Regions from separate parts of the Homo sapiens genome. Here region 1 is linked to region 2. A link is an interaction called in ENCODE POLR2A ChIA-PET data of the cell type or tissue named here. Cell type or tissue: GM12878. All regions are shown on one strand.

Evidence for each region. Peaks named below come from ENCODE experiments on the same cell type or tissue, not always from the same donor. Only the 100,000 strongest peaks of a DNase experiment are listed, where the experiment ranks them.
Region 1: POLR2A ChIA-PET joins it to region 2 with 7 read pairs; 3 of 35 experiments call an interaction of 5 or more read pairs at or near these places.

Annotation. Positions count from the first base shown.
Region 1 is chr11:44,898,743-44,906,742 of GRCh38, forward strand. TSPAN18 (tetraspanin 18) reads left to right here. Exons shown (of 10, transcript NM_130783.5): 4 at 7,665-7,737. The coding sequence starts at 7,675. It overlaps LOC124902664 (a long non-coding RNA gene), which reads right to left and starts at 5,097. Exons shown (of 3, transcript XR_007062659.1): 1 at 5,038-5,097; 2 at 4,614-4,917; 3 at 2,396-2,576. In GM12878, no CTCF peak of the experiment used is centred here; a DNase peak (open chromatin) is centred at 1,445; H3K27me3 peaks cover 369 bases.
Region 2 is chr11:44,571,037-44,579,036 of GRCh38, forward strand. All of the region lies in intron 1 of CD82 (CD82 molecule), which reads left to right. Among named protein-coding and RNA genes, the nearest start is that of CD82, 9.4 kb to the left of the region's middle. RefSeq lists an enhancer at 6,356-6,405. In GM12878, no CTCF peak of the experiment used is centred here; DNase peaks (open chromatin) are centred at 3,725 and 4,377; H3K4me3 peaks cover 3,715 bases; H3K27ac peaks cover 6,746 bases.

The DNA.
Region 1 (8,000 bases), 330 kb after region 2:
ATAACCCATTAATCCATGAGTGGATTGATCCAGTCATGAGGGCAGAACCCTTGAGATCCGATCACCTCTTAAAGGCCCCACCTCTTCATTATGTTACATCTGGTATTAAGTTTCAATATGACTTTTGAATGTGTGTCACATTCAAACCATAGCATCCTTAAACACCTGGTTTTGTTTTACACGAAACAGTTGGCTGCATCTGAGGGTCATGTTGTATTAGACACCCATCTGTAAGCACAGGACCTTCCCATGGCCAGATGAGGGTTGCTGTGACAGGCACATGAACCTTCAGACCACAGGATCCACAGAGCAGATCCTGAGGCAGACGTCACATGGAAGGACAGGGAGACCACAGCACCTAAACTGCTCTCCAGTGCTTTCCGGGTACAAACAGGGAGTGGAATTCCCACTAAGTCAAGCTTGCCTCTGATGCTGACTCCTGCATTTCATCCCTCTGAGCCCCAGGATTTAAAGAATTTTATGCACCAAATAGCATGTTCGTTTTTGTTCTGCAAAGTCATACAGACATGGTGGCCAGATATTCTGAACAACCCAATAAACAAGGTCCCCACCTGGGGGTAGTCTAATTGCTCCAAAACCCAAGACACTTGCCCCTTGAGTCAGCCCATGGTGAGAGGTTGATGTCTGAGATGTTATTTGAAATATTGAAAATAACTTTAGGATGTTGCTAGTCTCAGGAACCCAGTTTGAGCACCATTGAACACAGTCACTCTCCCTGCTTCAAAATCCTCCACCCCAGAGTCCTCCCCTCTCCTGAGGCTGAAGCTGATGTGCCTGGTGTCTAGGAGAGCAGCTGGGAGGAGCCACCTTGTGGCGGGGCAGGAGGGAGGAACAGAGCCCAGAGCCAGGATGGAGCCACCATGTGTCAAGTGCTGTATGAGGGACTGTACCTCTATGATACCATTTCATGCTCAGCACAATTTCTAGAGGAAGTCAGCATTCCTGTCCCCATTTTGCAGGCATGAAAGCAAAGGCCTGGAAAGGTTATGTAGTTCACCCATAGTCATGAGGCAAGAAAGTGATAGGCCGGGTCCCACCTGACCCTACAGGCCCCACCCACACTGCTACTCTCCCTTCAGGGACCCTTTAGCTCAGGGAAATTGGGAGACTTTGATGGGCCTCCCACCACTGGCCCCAGGGAGGGCATCATGTCCCACAGCAGACAGGCCCACCATCTCCTTTCTAAGTGCCGCTTTTTTGAGCAATAACAAAGCTCTTGGACCTCATAGTCTCAATTTTCTTCTCGCCCCACCCTCCAGAGATTCTCCATGGTTTCCCTCCCTTTAGAAGTAAGTTAGGAAACTGTGCCGTGAAGTTAACTTCTAGAAGTCATCCATGGATGGGTGGAGCTAACAGCCAGGCAGGGATTGGAGGTCCCATGTGTCTGTCACTCTAGTCTGACCAATTGGCTGTGGAGGTGTGTCCCCACATTCAGTAGGCCTCTATAGGGGATGGAGCAGGCAAGCCCTGGTCTCTAGGCTTCAGCCTGGCGGTGGGTGATGGCCTGGGAGGCTGTCCCTGCTGGAGAATAATGGGAGATCAAATGGCATAGGTGGTGTGAAGACAGGTCTGCACTTTGGAGGAGGATGGATGAATGGGGCAAGGGAATTCTCATTCATTGAGAATGCTGATTAGGAGTTGTGGCCCCAGATTAAGACAGGCGTGGGTTCAAATTCTGGCTCAGGCACTTCTGTACTGTGTGACCTTAGACAAGTGATTCCACCTCTCCGAGCCTCAGTTCCCTCCTCTGAAAAATAGAATGACATTACCTACTTCCCAGAGCTTTACAAGGATTCAATGAAATTGTGTGTGTTCCCTGGCACATAGTAAGAACTCAGTGTATGCCAGTGGTTACTATTATTAGCTACCATGTGCCAAGCCCTGTGCTCAGTATTTTCCATACAACTTGAGGAAGGCTTTTTTTTTTTTTTTTTTTTTTTTTTTTTTTGAGATGGAATTTCACTCTTGTTGCCCAGGCTGAGTGCAATGGCATGATCTCGGCTCACTGCCACCTCTTCCTCCTGGGTTCAAGCAATTCTCCTGCCTCAGCCTCCCGAGTTGCTGGGATTACAGGTTCCTGCCACCACCCCCAGCTAATTTTTGTTATTTTTAGTAGAGACAGGGTTTTGCCATGTTGGCCAAGTTGGTCTCAAACTCCTGACCTCAGGTGATCTGCCCGCCTCAGCCTCCCAAAGTGCTGGGATTACAAGCGTGAGCCACCGCGCCCGGCCGAGGAAGGCATTGTTTTTATCCTGACTTTACAGAGAAGGAATTCAGTTGTATGCAGTTTAGTAACTTGCCCCACCAGCTAAGCTTGGCAGAGCTGGGACACAATCCCCTGTTGGGCACCAAAGCCCTCTTTTTACTCATCCACCCTGCTCTGAAACTGGAACCCGGGCCTCCATATTCTTCACCGGCCCCCAGGCTCACATCATCTATTTTCCTACCTGACTCACCTTTGAGGTTGTGGGAGGCTCTTCCCAGGAGACATGTCTCCTTTGATTGCATTTGTCTGGGAGCCCAGCACTCCGCAAGCCCGGGCCATGAGATGTAATCTGCAATGAATGTGGTACACAATAAATACAGGTAGTCCGTTTATGAGCTGCCATATTTATTACACCCCTTAATTGCTAAAGAGCCAGAGCCGGCTGAAGCTGGATCCTACCCTGGAGAGAAGCTCTGCCTGGGTGGGCAGAGGGAGGGATGGCAGAGCCTGGCCTCCTGCACAGGACTACTCAGCCTCTCGCTGTTGTGGCTGCTCTGCCTCCAAAGGCCCATTCATCCAAGTCAGGGCCTGGCAGAGGAAACAGTCAGGCCATCAGATTCCTGCTCTGCCATTTGACACAAGAAGGCACTGAGGCCAGAGACAGAAAGTGATTTGCCCAAGGTCACACAACAGTGACTTACAGAGCAGAAGCCTGGGCTCCAGACTCCTAGGCCAGTGCTCCTTGTGCCCAACTCTCTGCTTGAACATCTGCTCCTGGATCAGGTAGAGCACAGGATGTGGAGTTGGGTGAGTGGTGTTTTTGAAGCCCAGTCTGTGCATACAAGCTGTGTGATACTGGCCAGGTTACTTGACCCCTCTGAGCTTCAGTGTCCTCTTCTGTAAAATGGGCATAGTACGTCCTGCTTTAGGGGCTTGTTGAGAGATTAAAGGCAGTCAGTTCTGCGGAGTTGGCATGTGACTGGCCATGAGTCAGTGCTCAATAAATGTTCTTTCCTATCCTCTTTTCCCTTTCCAAAGGGCACAGGGTGACTGAAGATGCACGGAGCTGAAGTCAGCCAAGAGCTGAAAGGAGAGATGGGTCAGAATAGAAAGCTCCGGGGTGCAAGGCATTGTCCTGGGTTTATGGTCTAACAGGGAACAGCAGGCCTATGAGTAACCTATGAAGGCAGAGTTAGGTGTAGACGTGATAAGAGCTGTCCATCCTGCTCTGTGCAGGTACAGCGGGGAGCCCTTTACACTGGATGTTTTTATAGGTGAAGAAACTGAAGTTCCAAGAGGCTAAGTCACTTGCCCAAAGACACAGAGGTAGAAAAGGTGATGGGCTGGGATTCGAACCCAGTTGTGTCTGACTTCAGAGCCCATGCTTAGGACCATGCTGGTTGGATGCAGGTTAGATGTTCCTTCTAGAAAGTCAGGGATGATGTGAGGGATGTAGCTGGCAAGCTGGCCTGGAAATGGTATCCTGGGGGACCGTTCTGTAGGAAGAGAGCCTGGGCTTGGTGACGAAGGAAGAGCCAAAGGCCCCACAGTCAGTGATGATGGTTGAGATGCTTAACAGCCAGTATGCACTGGCATGAACCAACCAGAAGAGATGCTGGCCAGACAGCAGGACAGCCATCCCTATGGGTCCCCACTGAATCTCAGCCCTGCCCACTGCCCTCTGGGAGGGCAGGGCCTGGAGAAAAGGAAGGGATAGGTTGTCCTGGTGCCTCCCATCCCAGGCAGGCACCAAAGCAGGCAGCTCTAGGCTTTCAGGCCTCAGGAAGACCTGAGGAGAGAAGGGTGAGCAAGCGGGGCATTAGGGGGGCCTGTCCTGGGCTGTCCTCACCCAGGAGAGGGTACAACAGAGAGAGGAAACGGAGCACAGGAGAACACGACTGTGGGTTTGAATCCTTGTTGCTCCACTTTCTAGCTGTTGGAGGCGAGGAGGATACGAATGACTGGAAGCATGCCTTAGCCCAGCACCAGGCTTCCTTCACACTGCTGAATTAACACTCCCTATGTGGAGGGTTTTACTCAGTCCAAACCAAGTGCAACCCTACTGTGTCCCAGGAGGGCACAGCCACGACTCTGCTCCTCTGGGATTCACCAGGAACGCTGGCTGATGATGTTATGGTATATATTTTGGTGGGGGCAGTGGTAGATGTCAGCAGAAGCCGTGGGATATTATACTAGGGGAAGGCACTGAGCTTGGCTTGATGGGGGCAGGAGGGGGGAATCAGGGAAGGCTTCCTGGCGGAGGTGATGCCTGTGACGAGTCTTAAAGGATGAATAGGAATTAAGTGGGACTGGCATAGTTGGAAAGGCAATCCAAACAGAAGGGATCAGCATGAGCAGAGGCACCAAGTAAGCGTCAGGGACATACCTCTGGGGGACTCTCCTTTGATGGTGGTGATAGGAAAGTCAGGGCAGGAATAACAAGAGGTGGCGATGGTGAGTCTTGGAGGTCCTGTGGTCTGTAGGAGGCAGCTTGGTCTCCTGTAGAGGTTGGGTTCCAGCAAGAGAGGGCTGTGGTGACATGTGCTTTCTGGAAAGCTCCTTCTGGCAGCAGGGAAGCACTGGATTGAAGGGGAGGTAGGGAGGCCAGTCCCAGCCCAGAGGCTGCAGCCATGTCTGGATGAGAGAGAAGGCCAGGAGCAGGGCTGAGGCTGGAGATGTTTCAGAGACCCCTGTGATAGAGAGGATGATGTCATCCGATTTTACCTCCAAAGGCAGATGGCATGTCTTGAATTCAGGCCATGCTCACTGAAGTAAAGACAAATCCGCCCCCCACCCCATCACACACACACCATCCTTTGTCCTTCCAAGCTGGATTGCCTGGGTTCCAATCTTGGCTTCACCACTCACTAGCTGTGACCTCAGACAAGTCACCTCGCCTCTGTCTGACTCAGTTTCCACCTCTGGAAAATAAGGATAATAAGAGTATTAATCTCATGGGTTGTTATGAGTTAGTAAATGTAAAGTATCAGGACGGAGCTGGCACATAGTAAATGCTCAATAAATAGTATTATTTGTAGGGGTGGAGACTTGGGTGGATGATCTCAGGAAAACCCTGATTTCCCATTACCCCAACACAATTTAAGAGAAACCCTTGGGGCACTGTTGGAAGGACAAAGGCTTGGAGCCTGGAGTCCCTGGGTCAGGTTCACCCCATGATTTTTTCCCTTGCATTCCTCACCAGGTAACTTGGTGCCTCAGTTTCCCCTTCCTAGTAAGAGAAGAAGGAGGATGTCCCAGGTGGGCTCTGAGTGTCTTCCCCTCCTGACTTTGATGCTGAGTGGCCCCGCCTGTGCCTCCCCTGCTCAGCATTTTTCCAAGTTGCAATAGGGACCAGTAGAGCAGCAAGGAGGAGGTGTCCCTTTAGGGAGGAAAGCCCTCCGGCCCCAGGGCCAGTGCCAAATCCAAAGCCGATGTGCCTGTCAGACCTTCCTCTTGGGCTCCAGGCACCTTAGCCATGTCTGCCTGGCCAAGCTCAGCTGGTGGACAGACATCTGGCACCTTGGCAGAAACAACGAGAGGAGGGACGCAAGGCACCACCCCTGAGACCAGGAACCTTTCCTGTGTCGACTCCCCACCAGCTGGCTCTGTCTGTGCTCCTCTCTCCATGGATTCAAATGCACTTAAAAACAAACAAACAAACAAACAAAAACACCTCTAGCTCAGACCAAAATGCAGCCTGGAGTGGTGCTGTCATCACTGATTAGGAGAGGGGTGGAGTGGCCCAGCAGGTGAGAGGCAGGCACCGCTCTGCTCCATCTGTTCCTTATGATACGAGGGTGCTGGTCTGGCTGCTGAGGAGAGTGTTGGATTGTGGTTTTGGGCGAGGGCGAGGAGGGGACAGAGTTGCTGAGGCCTATTATGTGCCATGGGCCTTGTCAGTGCTTCCTACAAGCTGTGTGGCCTTGGACAAATCCCTTAACCCTTCTGAGGGCTGGGCTGATGGAAGGATGTGTGGTCATCAGAGTACATACCTCCTTGGTGGTTACAAGGATTAAACGAGATAATATGCGCAAAACCCTGGGCACAGTGCTGGATCCCCAAACAGTGGCTACGATTATTACTGTTTTCCTGACTTCATTTTAAATTGATGAATAATAATTGTATATGTTTATGGAGTCCAATGTGATGCTTTGATACACATTTTACTATTATTAATATTAATAATAAGCCTCCCAGAAACCCTTTGAGTCAGACTTAGCAACCTTATTTTGTGGAAGAAGAAGATAGAGTACAGCCATGTCCTGTGGGAGGAAGCGGGAGCTGCAGAAAGTAATCAGACACCATCTCCCCTACATCCATCCACACCCCAACACATATTCCCAGAACCCTTTGCACTGAGTCCTGTCATGGAGGTACAAACCCCCTGCTGGAAGCACCTGCAGTGCCGGCAGCTCAGGACTGGCTTGAGTTCTGGCCCTTCCCCTTACTAGCTGTGGGACATCGGACATGTCGTTTTCATTCTGAGTCTCGGTTTCCCCACCTGTCTCATGGATCTCTAATCCCTGCCCTGAGTCTCTCCTCAGAGCCGTTATGAAGAAAATGTGAAAATAACGAATATGGAATGTAAACATGTCTTGTGCACCTTGAGGTCTGACTCATGAGAGCAGATGCTGTCAGTTTCCCCTGGGGGATGGGGGACATTTGCATCTCAGTGCAGCCCCGGCTGTGCCTGGCAAGCAGCGGATGCTCAATCAATGTTGGCTGAATGGAATTGTGTTCAATGACTTGCTGCCATGGGTATACTTTTAGGTGAAGACAGGAAGGGCTCCCAGGGAGGTGGGATGCTAGAGGTCTCAGAGTAGAGGTAGCCAAGGCTCAGGGAGGCTTTGGCCCCAGAAGCAGGTTTTAGATCCCCAGGTAGGCTGCTCTCCTTTTCCCTGCAACACCCCATCTCGCTGGCACCAAGCAACCGCCCTGGTCTGTTCTGTGGCTGGAGGGTGTGTGGGTTGGTGGGAAGTTTGTCAGGCCTGGCTTCTGGTCCAGGCTCTGGGCCTTGGTTTTCTCATCTATGAAATGGCCAGCTCACACCTGCAGTAGAGCAACAACGTGAAGCGGGACTGCTGAGCACTTACCACGTGCCCGACGATGTGCTAAGCATGTTACTGTGGGATTTCAGTTCATCTTCACAACACTGCTAGGAGGAAGGTTCTGTTCCTAATCTCCGCTTTAAAGTCAGAGAGAGCAAGACTCAGAGAGGTAGAGTAATTTGCCCAAGGTCACATAGCGAATGAAAGCTAGAGCCAAGGCTGAAACCCAGGCAGGCTGGCTCCAGCATGCTCATCTCTATCATCGGCCTCCATCTTCTTCCAGCCTTTGCAAGGGTGGGGCTGGCTGCGGGGAACCCCTGGGGAGGGGCTGGGGTTCTTCCTGGGTGGGGTCCCCCATCGGGAAGACTGAGGTGGCCTTGTATTTCTAGGTGGAGCACCATGGAAGGCGACTGTCTGAGCTGCATGAAGTATCTGATGTTTGTATTCAATTTCTTCATATTTGTAAGTATTCCTGGGTCTTCCCAGGCCTCTGCTGGGTGGGCAGAACTGGCTGCTGCTTTGAAATAGTCACACTGGGCTGAGTCCCTGGGGCGAGCACAGGGGCCGGCGCTAGAGGCAGGGGTACCTGCCAGCCAGGCTTTCATGGAAGGGGGCCCCCAGCAGTGCCCACCCCACTCTGAAGAGCCCACCTTCTTAGGAGAGACATTTTACACAGGCCCTGGGGTGGGTCAGCCCCTCTCAAAAAGGTGGAGGGGACCTAGGTC
Region 2 (8,000 bases):
CTTGACTTTCCCTGCTGTGTGGAAGGGTGATCTGGTGTGGGAGTTGTTCAGAGTTCTGGGCCTTGGCTCTCAGTGTCAATGTGGAGAAGTGAACAATGCCCTGGTAGTTGGGCATTAGGAAGCCCGGGTTCAAATCCTGGCTCTGCCATGGAGCTACAGCATGACCTTGGCCAGAGAGGTGACTTCTAGGCAGGTTTTCTTCCTTTTAGGCAGCAAGTGTTCCAGAAGCCTTCCTGAGTCCCAGCTGGGCTTGGGCCTGGGGGAGTGGGGAAGAAAGCCTGGGCAAGATCACAGACTCTGGAATCAAATTGCCTAAGGATGATTCCCGCCTCTGCTACTTACCAGCTAGGCGTGACTTTGTGTCTTACCGCTCTGTGCATCAGTTTCAGCATCTATAAAATGGAGACAATAATAGTACTCATCTCATAGGGTTGTTTGAGAATGATATATGAGCTAATGCATATGAAGCATTTAAGACAGCGCCTGGCACATAGTTAGTGCTATATATGTTCCTGCTGCTTTTGGTAGTGTTTTATTTTTATTTTTATTTTTTTTTGAGACAGAGTCTCACTGTATTGCTGAGGCTGGAGTGCAGTGGTGCAATCTTGGCTCACTGCAACCTCCACCTCCCGGGTTCAAGTGATTCTCGTGTCTCAGCCTCCTGAGTAGCTGGAATTTCAGGCATGCACCACCACACCAGGCTAATTTTTGTATTTTTAGTAGAGATAGGATTTCACCATATTGATCAGGCTGCTCTCAAACTCCTGGCCTCAAGTGATCCTCCAGCCTTGGCCTCCCAAAGGGATTACAGGCATGATCTACTGTGCTCGGTGTTTTTGGTAGTGCTGTTAATAGGAAGCAGGATGTAAGTCTTTGAAGAGCTTGAGTCTGGAGATCAGGGGACCTGGGCTCCGTTCCCAGCTCATCTTTTACTTGCTGTGTTATCTTGGGTAAGTTATAGCCCTTCTTGGGCTACAAAACTATATTATCTTGCATTTGCTGCACTTGGCTTTTGTAAGTGAGGCACATGTGATGCCACAGTGGACGGCTGCAGGGTTTTATTCAGGGGAAGGACTCCTGGGGGCCTGGCTTATTCTCCTGCAGCCTAGGAAGGAAGGAAGGCTGTAGTGTGGGCAGGTCCCAGCTGCTGCCCTAAAGCATTGCAGAGACTGAATGGCAGAGCTGCTCCCCTACAACTCTACTCTATCAGGCCAAAATACAGGCAACTACATGTAACGTACCCGTTACGAAATACAATTATATAGATTAGATTACAGACCTTTATTATCTTTTTACTTTCCCCTATTTTCCAAATCTACAGTGAGCCCATATTTTTTTATGCTCAAGAAAAAACCCATTCATACAATGAAGCTATAAAAAACATACCACACATATTTGAACAAAAATGTATTATATGAACTTGGGATCATATTGAAGTTCTTTTTGTGAATAAATCATATTTTTTTCGAAGGAGGGATGGGATGTTGGTTTGAAGTGAATATCAATTTGACAAGCCTCAGAAGACTTGGAGGGAGTGCCTATGGTAGGAGCGTCCATTGTCCGCAGCCGCCCAGGCTGGGAGACAAGAGTTAGATATGAATAGGAGTGTAATCCGCCTTCCCATGCGGTGGGCACACCCTGAGCGTTGGGTGGTGTGTAGAAAGCTTTTGAACAGTAGTTGAGATCAAGTTCCTTAATGACCATTCTGAGCCTCAGTTTCCTCATCTGTGAAATAGGGATGGGCTGCTGTGAGGGTTAAATGAGCTAAACACATATTGAATATGGAGCTCTAAATGGAAGCCGGTGGAAGAAGGTGGCTTTACATCTGGGGTCCAGAGGGCTTGCTGACTGGCCTGTCCTGGACCTGGCAGAGTTACCCGTCCCGCCACAGGACGTGCTGGACAGGAGGCAGCCTCCTGCAGGACCAGGTAGCAGGAGCAGAGAACAGCCCAGACAGAACTCTCCCTGCGGGCAATTTGGCTCTGCGAGGGGCGGGGCCCCACTGAGTCTGCCCTATGTGTCTCTAAGACGAACCAATCATAAGCCTCCCAGGGCGTGGCGTGAAGCGGGGATTTGGTAGGGGAGCGCAGAGCGAGGCCTGAGGTGTTTCCCTGGCAGAGGTCCCTCCACTGGGAAACAAACGGAGAGGGGAGTATGTGTTCCCACGTGTACACATAAACCGTTTTGAATGATACCTGGTATGACGTAAGCACTCAATAAATGTTTGTTGTTGCTGATAATAACAATTGGTAAATTATACTAGTACAGTTGGAAAACCACCTCCCACTCACTGTCTTAAAAGGTGGAATATAAGAATGCTTTTGCAGTGGGACCTATGAGACATCATCGTATATAGAGGAAATAGAAACTTGGCAGGGGAGGTTTGATTTATCTGAGGTCATGGAGCAAGTGGGTGTCTAGGCCTTGAGTCACCTTTGGACATGTAGATAGCCCACCTCCCTGACCCCTGGCCTTTCTGAACACACAGCAGTGGAGTAACTGAGGCAGGGAGGATGTGTCCTCTACTCTGAACTAGTCACTTATTTTCCATCCGAAAGCCCCTCTTATCTGCTTTCTCTGCCCCACACCCTCTCCTGGCATGGTTGAGCAAGTCTCCTTGTTTGCCAGGAGACGGTATGGCATGGCACTGTGGTTCTCAAAATGTGTGCCTATCAGGAATCCCTAACCATCCCTGCAAGTTGCAGTCAGGGAAACACTGGGGCTGTGCCTACAGCTTGGGGTTCTAGCTTCTCAGGCATTGATGTCAGCCAGGCCTAGCTATGGGCACAGTGTCTGTTCACCTCTGGGCAAGTTTCTTGGCCTCTCAGAGTCTTGGTTTTTATGAGGATTAAATGAGATAATGCTGGTAAAATGCTTCGTGGCAGGCCCAGGGAAGAGTGCACCCTCAATGAAGCCAGAGGTTAAGGGTGGTGATGATGAGCAAAGGCTGCTCCTGTCATTACTTCTGGGGAAATGATAGGGAGTCTTCCTGTCCGAAGGCTGAGGTCCCTGATCTGGAGTGAGGGAGCTTTCCGGGGTTGCTTGAAGCTCTGCTGGGGGGTCAGCAGAAGACTTAGATTCTCTGTAGTCTTGGTCCCCAGACTATCTGAACCCAGCCTTGAGCTGGGTGCTCTTGGCATAGAGTTGAGGGCAAAGTTGAGGGCTTACGTCTAGAGTCACAGGATCTTGGTGTTGTGAGAAGCTCTGTGGTCCATCCAGTCAACCTACCTGCCCAGTCTGATCCCATGGACCACATCCAGCCTTTGCTCGCACACCTCAAGGCTTGGAAAGCTCATGATTTTTTATTTCTGGAAAGAACTGACTCTTAGAAAATAGGGGATAGAATCTGAGCAAACCCACCCACCCTTGGCTTCCCCATTTTGATCCTGATCTTGCTTGTTGGAATTACACACAATGTGGAAACACCCTGGTGGGACCAAATCTTGTAGCAGAAGACCCCAGGCCAGCGATTCTGACATAGGAAGGAGATTTTTCTTTTAAAAACTTTATCTAAACCAAATGGCTACCCCAAAAAACCCCCCAAACTTTCTGATTATTGAAGAAAGAGGGTTTTTTTTGTGTGTGTGGAAAAATTCAGGCGGTAAAGAACAGACCTGCAGGAGGAAATAACTGCTCAGAGATAACTGCCGTGAGCAGTTTGGTGTTTTGGCCTTAAAGACACACACATACAAGATTGGGATTGTACCACACAAACCACTTCCTGCACTGCCACTTTTGACTGAGTGCTGTATAGGGAGGGTTTTCCCATGTGATTGAGCATTCTTCTCCAGCAAGTTTCCCAGCTCTGTAGTATTGCACCATAGGAATCTTCTGTGACCTGGTTAAGCATTCCCCAGCCATTGCACATTTAGGCCCTTTGAATTTTTCATTAGTATCCACATTGCTATAATGATCGCCTTGTCCCTATGTATATTTTGTACTCAACTCTAATGAGCTCCATGGAATGAATTTCTAGAAGTGGCTTTCCAGCTCAGATGGTTTTTAAACTCAAGGTCAGAGGACCAGAATCTCCCACCATAACCAGTCTCCCAGTTTCGCTTCAGCCCTACTGGTGGGGGAGCGTTCTGTCTGTCCCTGGTGCTAGTTGGCCTACCCACAGGAGGAGGAGGAGCAGGCTTTTAGGGTATGTGTATCTGTGAAAGAGAAGGAGATGGAGAAAGGCAGATAGATATAGGGGAGTGTTTTCTCTTCAATTACAGTCTGATTTTGACCCTCTCCTCTCTGGGAGCCTGTGGTGTCATTAACTAATCATGGGCTCTCTTTACTATTTAATGACCTCTCCCCACAGTGACTCCTTCCTCCCCAACAGTCTCCTGGAAAGGAGGAGGTGGGAAGATGAGTCAGTGGGGGAAAGTTTCTCCAGAGTAGGTGGTGGGTGTTGCAGTGGTTCTCAAACTCTGACATGCATCAGTCCCTTGGATGGCTTATGAAAGCACAGATTGCTTGGCCCCACCCCCAGGTTTCTGATTCTGTGGGTCTGGGGTACTGCCTGAGAATGTGCATTGCTAACACGTTCCCAGGGGACGCTGCATCTGCTGGCCCTGGACCACACTTTGGGTACCAGTAAAGTAGTGGGATGGGGCAGGGTGGGGTTCTGTGGTGAGTTTCAGCTCCTGGTGTTGCTGACAGTAGGAACCTTGTCCTGTTTAATAAAGGCTCATCTTGTGAGGCCTGAACTCACCTTCCCCTCCTACCCCCACCTCACCACCCCTTCTCCCATGTGTCCTTTGTATATATTGGGAACTTTCTGTGCAGGAGGACAAGAGGATTATCAGCATCCCCGTTTTACGGAAAAGAAAATTGAGTCTCTGACAAGTGACATGCTGTGTCTAAGGATGTTGAAAGTAGGAGGGCTAGTACTGGAACCCTGGCGCTGTCACGTTCCCCACCTTGACTTCTCCAGTGCAGGTCTGGTGCGGAAGCAGAGATGCCTTCCCTGAACACTGCACCGGCCCCAAGTGAGAGGCCTGGGGAGGCAGATTCCTCCACACCATCTCTGCGCTAGGATCTTGCTCCACTTCTTATCCCCTGACTGACACTTCAGTAACGTGATCTTCTTCCAAGGTCTAGTGTTCTCCAGCAGTTTATGTTCCCAGTTATTGTTCTGGGCAGGTTTTCTAGGAAGCCAGGAACTTTCTCCTGTCAAGCCTGGGCTTCGTCTGGCAGGCACAACAGAGGGAAAAGAGAAAAGCCTCAGTTGTTGAGCATCTAATGTGTACCAGGCCCTGTCCTGGACACTTTGCAGCCATAATGTCAGGTCAGCCACCCCAGGTAGGGGTTAACATCAGGTCCCATTGTACAGATGAGGAAACTGAGGGTCCAGGAGGTAAAACAACTTACCCAAGTTCACAGAACTGAAAGGGGCAGAGCTGGGCTTTTGATTTCAAACTCAAGGCTGGGGTCTGGTCTGGGATGGCAGCAGGTCCTGTTCTGGAGGGAGCCGGGATGTGGAGTAAGCAGCCTCTGCCCCACCCGCCATCCACGCAGAGACGGTCAGCCCAAGGGTCAAAGCTCTCTTGGGATTCAGGGTCTTGCAGTGGGAGGGCACTGGCTGGTCACCGGGAGACCCCTTTCAAATCCTGCTCTGCTGCTGCCTGGCTGTGTGGCCTGGGGGCAAGTCACTGCCCAGTTTGGGACATCTGAGTCCTCCTTTCTCATAATGATCCCTTATGCTTTACAGCTCTTGGCAGTGGACATTTTCTCATGTACTTATTCTCCGTCCCTCAAGCCTTCCAGCACCCTGTGAAATAGGGCGGGCATTATTACTAAGCCCATTTTCACAGAGGATGAGGATGACAGGGCAGGGAGTTGCCCAGGATCCCGTGGGCAGTTGAGGGATGGTACAAGAGCTAAGACTGGAACCTGGGTTGTCTTTGCTGCCCATCTTGAGCCCAGCCCCTAAGACGGGAGAACTCTTTCTCTCTATTCTCAGCCTTAGGATGAAGGATCCCAGAGCTCTTAGCTGGGCTGGTGGGTCCTGGGTACAAGGGGCCCAGGATCCCAGGAAGGGCTGGCCTGGGATCTTCGCTGTTGGCCAAGAACCCATGGGGAGGCAAGATAGGGTAGTCCAGGCTGTCTCTGTTTCTGACTCCTGCCCAGGCCTTGCACGTGAGGTCCTTGGTGCTGTGGGGAAGGAGGGGTTCAGCCCAGGTTTTCCTCCCAGCTCGGCTGCTTGCTTCTCCTGGGAACTGTGCTTGTCCTCTAAAATGTATCATGCAGAATTTTCCAGACTCTCACACATGGGTGCCTGGGCCCTGCAGTTTCACCTGAATGCCATCACTTCCTCCTGTCTTCCTCATTCTTCTACACCTGGCTCCAGCCACCTTCTTCCCTCAGGGAAGACTTGCTCCTCTGGCCAAGCCGACTCAACTCTCTCGGGTTCTGTGCAGTGGGTGAACTGGCTGACCGGGTTGGTTAACTCCCCAGTGAGGCATGAGAGCAGGGCCTGTGGCTGGTGTGGGTCCAAGCCCCTGCAGGGTCTGGCAGGGCATGCAGCTGAGTCTATGCATGCTAGGGAAAGGTTAGCCTCAGACCTGTAACTCTCAGGCTTGTGACTTTCAGCAAGTCACTTATCTTCTCTGAACCCTGGTTTCCTTCGTCGAAAAGTAAGGAAGCTACTTTCCTCGTTGATAGCTTCTGATACTTTTAGGAGATAAAGTGCAAAACATCTAGCACTGGTGCCTGGGGGTTCATGGTACTCAGGAAATGCCAGTCCCTCATCTTCCCTGCAGTGGGCTCAGGCTATGTTCTGCCTCCACCTACCCCAACCCGCTTGAGTAGGGCGCCGGGTTGGGCCTTGGCCTAAGGCCTGAACTATAGGTAGCTCTAGGTAGGGGGTGTCCTCGGCGGATAATGGGCCAAGGACTGGGCACAGGGACAGAATCAGCTGATTTAATCAGACTCTGCCAGTTCCAACTTGTGACCCTCCCTGGGCACGTTACTAACCCCCCTGAGCCTCAATTTCCAGATCTGTAGAAAGAGATACTCTGTCTCCTGTGTTCTCAGGATCACACATGATCGGCAAACAGGAGACCAGGGGATGGGGCCCAGGCGACCTGAGGGCGGCCTCCCAGGAGGCTTGGGTCAGGCCAGTGGCTGCTTATTTACATATCAATTTTCCTACTGGGGAACAAATAGTCCCCTTTTCCTCTGGACACCCAGAGGCTCTCCAGGCCCATATCTCTTAGTGCAGTGCCTGGTTTGCTGGGTCGCCCAGGGAAGGAGGCAGCCTCTCTCTGAGCTCCTATATTCCTGTGGGAAGAGAGCCAGGGAGCCAGCCCAGGTGTGAGGCCCTGCCTGGTTCTGTCTGAGACCACGATGGTGTTGCCACATGTCCCATGCCTGGCCCCTGGGGACAGACCCCTTCCTATAGCGCCTAGCACCTTTCCTTCTCACCTCTGTCTGTACATCTATACACCCCCCTTCCAGCTCCATGTGGCCCAGGGCCTTCTCACGGCAATAATGATCACCACACTTCCCTTTATTGTGTGTTTTGCTACTCAAACCACACACCTCCCTCTAGGACAGGAATGAACCGTTACTACTCAGAGAGGGGAACTCGCCCAAGGCCCACAGCTGGACTCACTATCCTCTCTGCCTGCCCCAGCTCTCAGTGGATGTCAAATTCTTGGCTAAATCCATCAGCAATGGAAAGTTGGTTGGCCCTGGGAAGAGGAGAGGCCGGCGGATGGCTAGGTCCAGGACTGGACCAGGGGGGATGGGGTCCCAGATTTCCACCCTGCATTAGGAGCTGGCATAGGGACTGTCCCCACTGCACAGATAGGTAAGCTGAGGTTTGGGAAAGGGGAGTGATTGATCACAGCCTAGAGCTGGCTGGGCTCATTCCCCTTCTCTCTTCCTCCCCATGGCCCTGAGTTGCTCTAGTGGAGGGGATTGGATGGGGCTGTTTGGGACCCAGATGTTCATTTTGTCTTAGCCGCTGCCAGCTGAGGTCAGGTCCCTTCTGTCTGCCTCAGCTT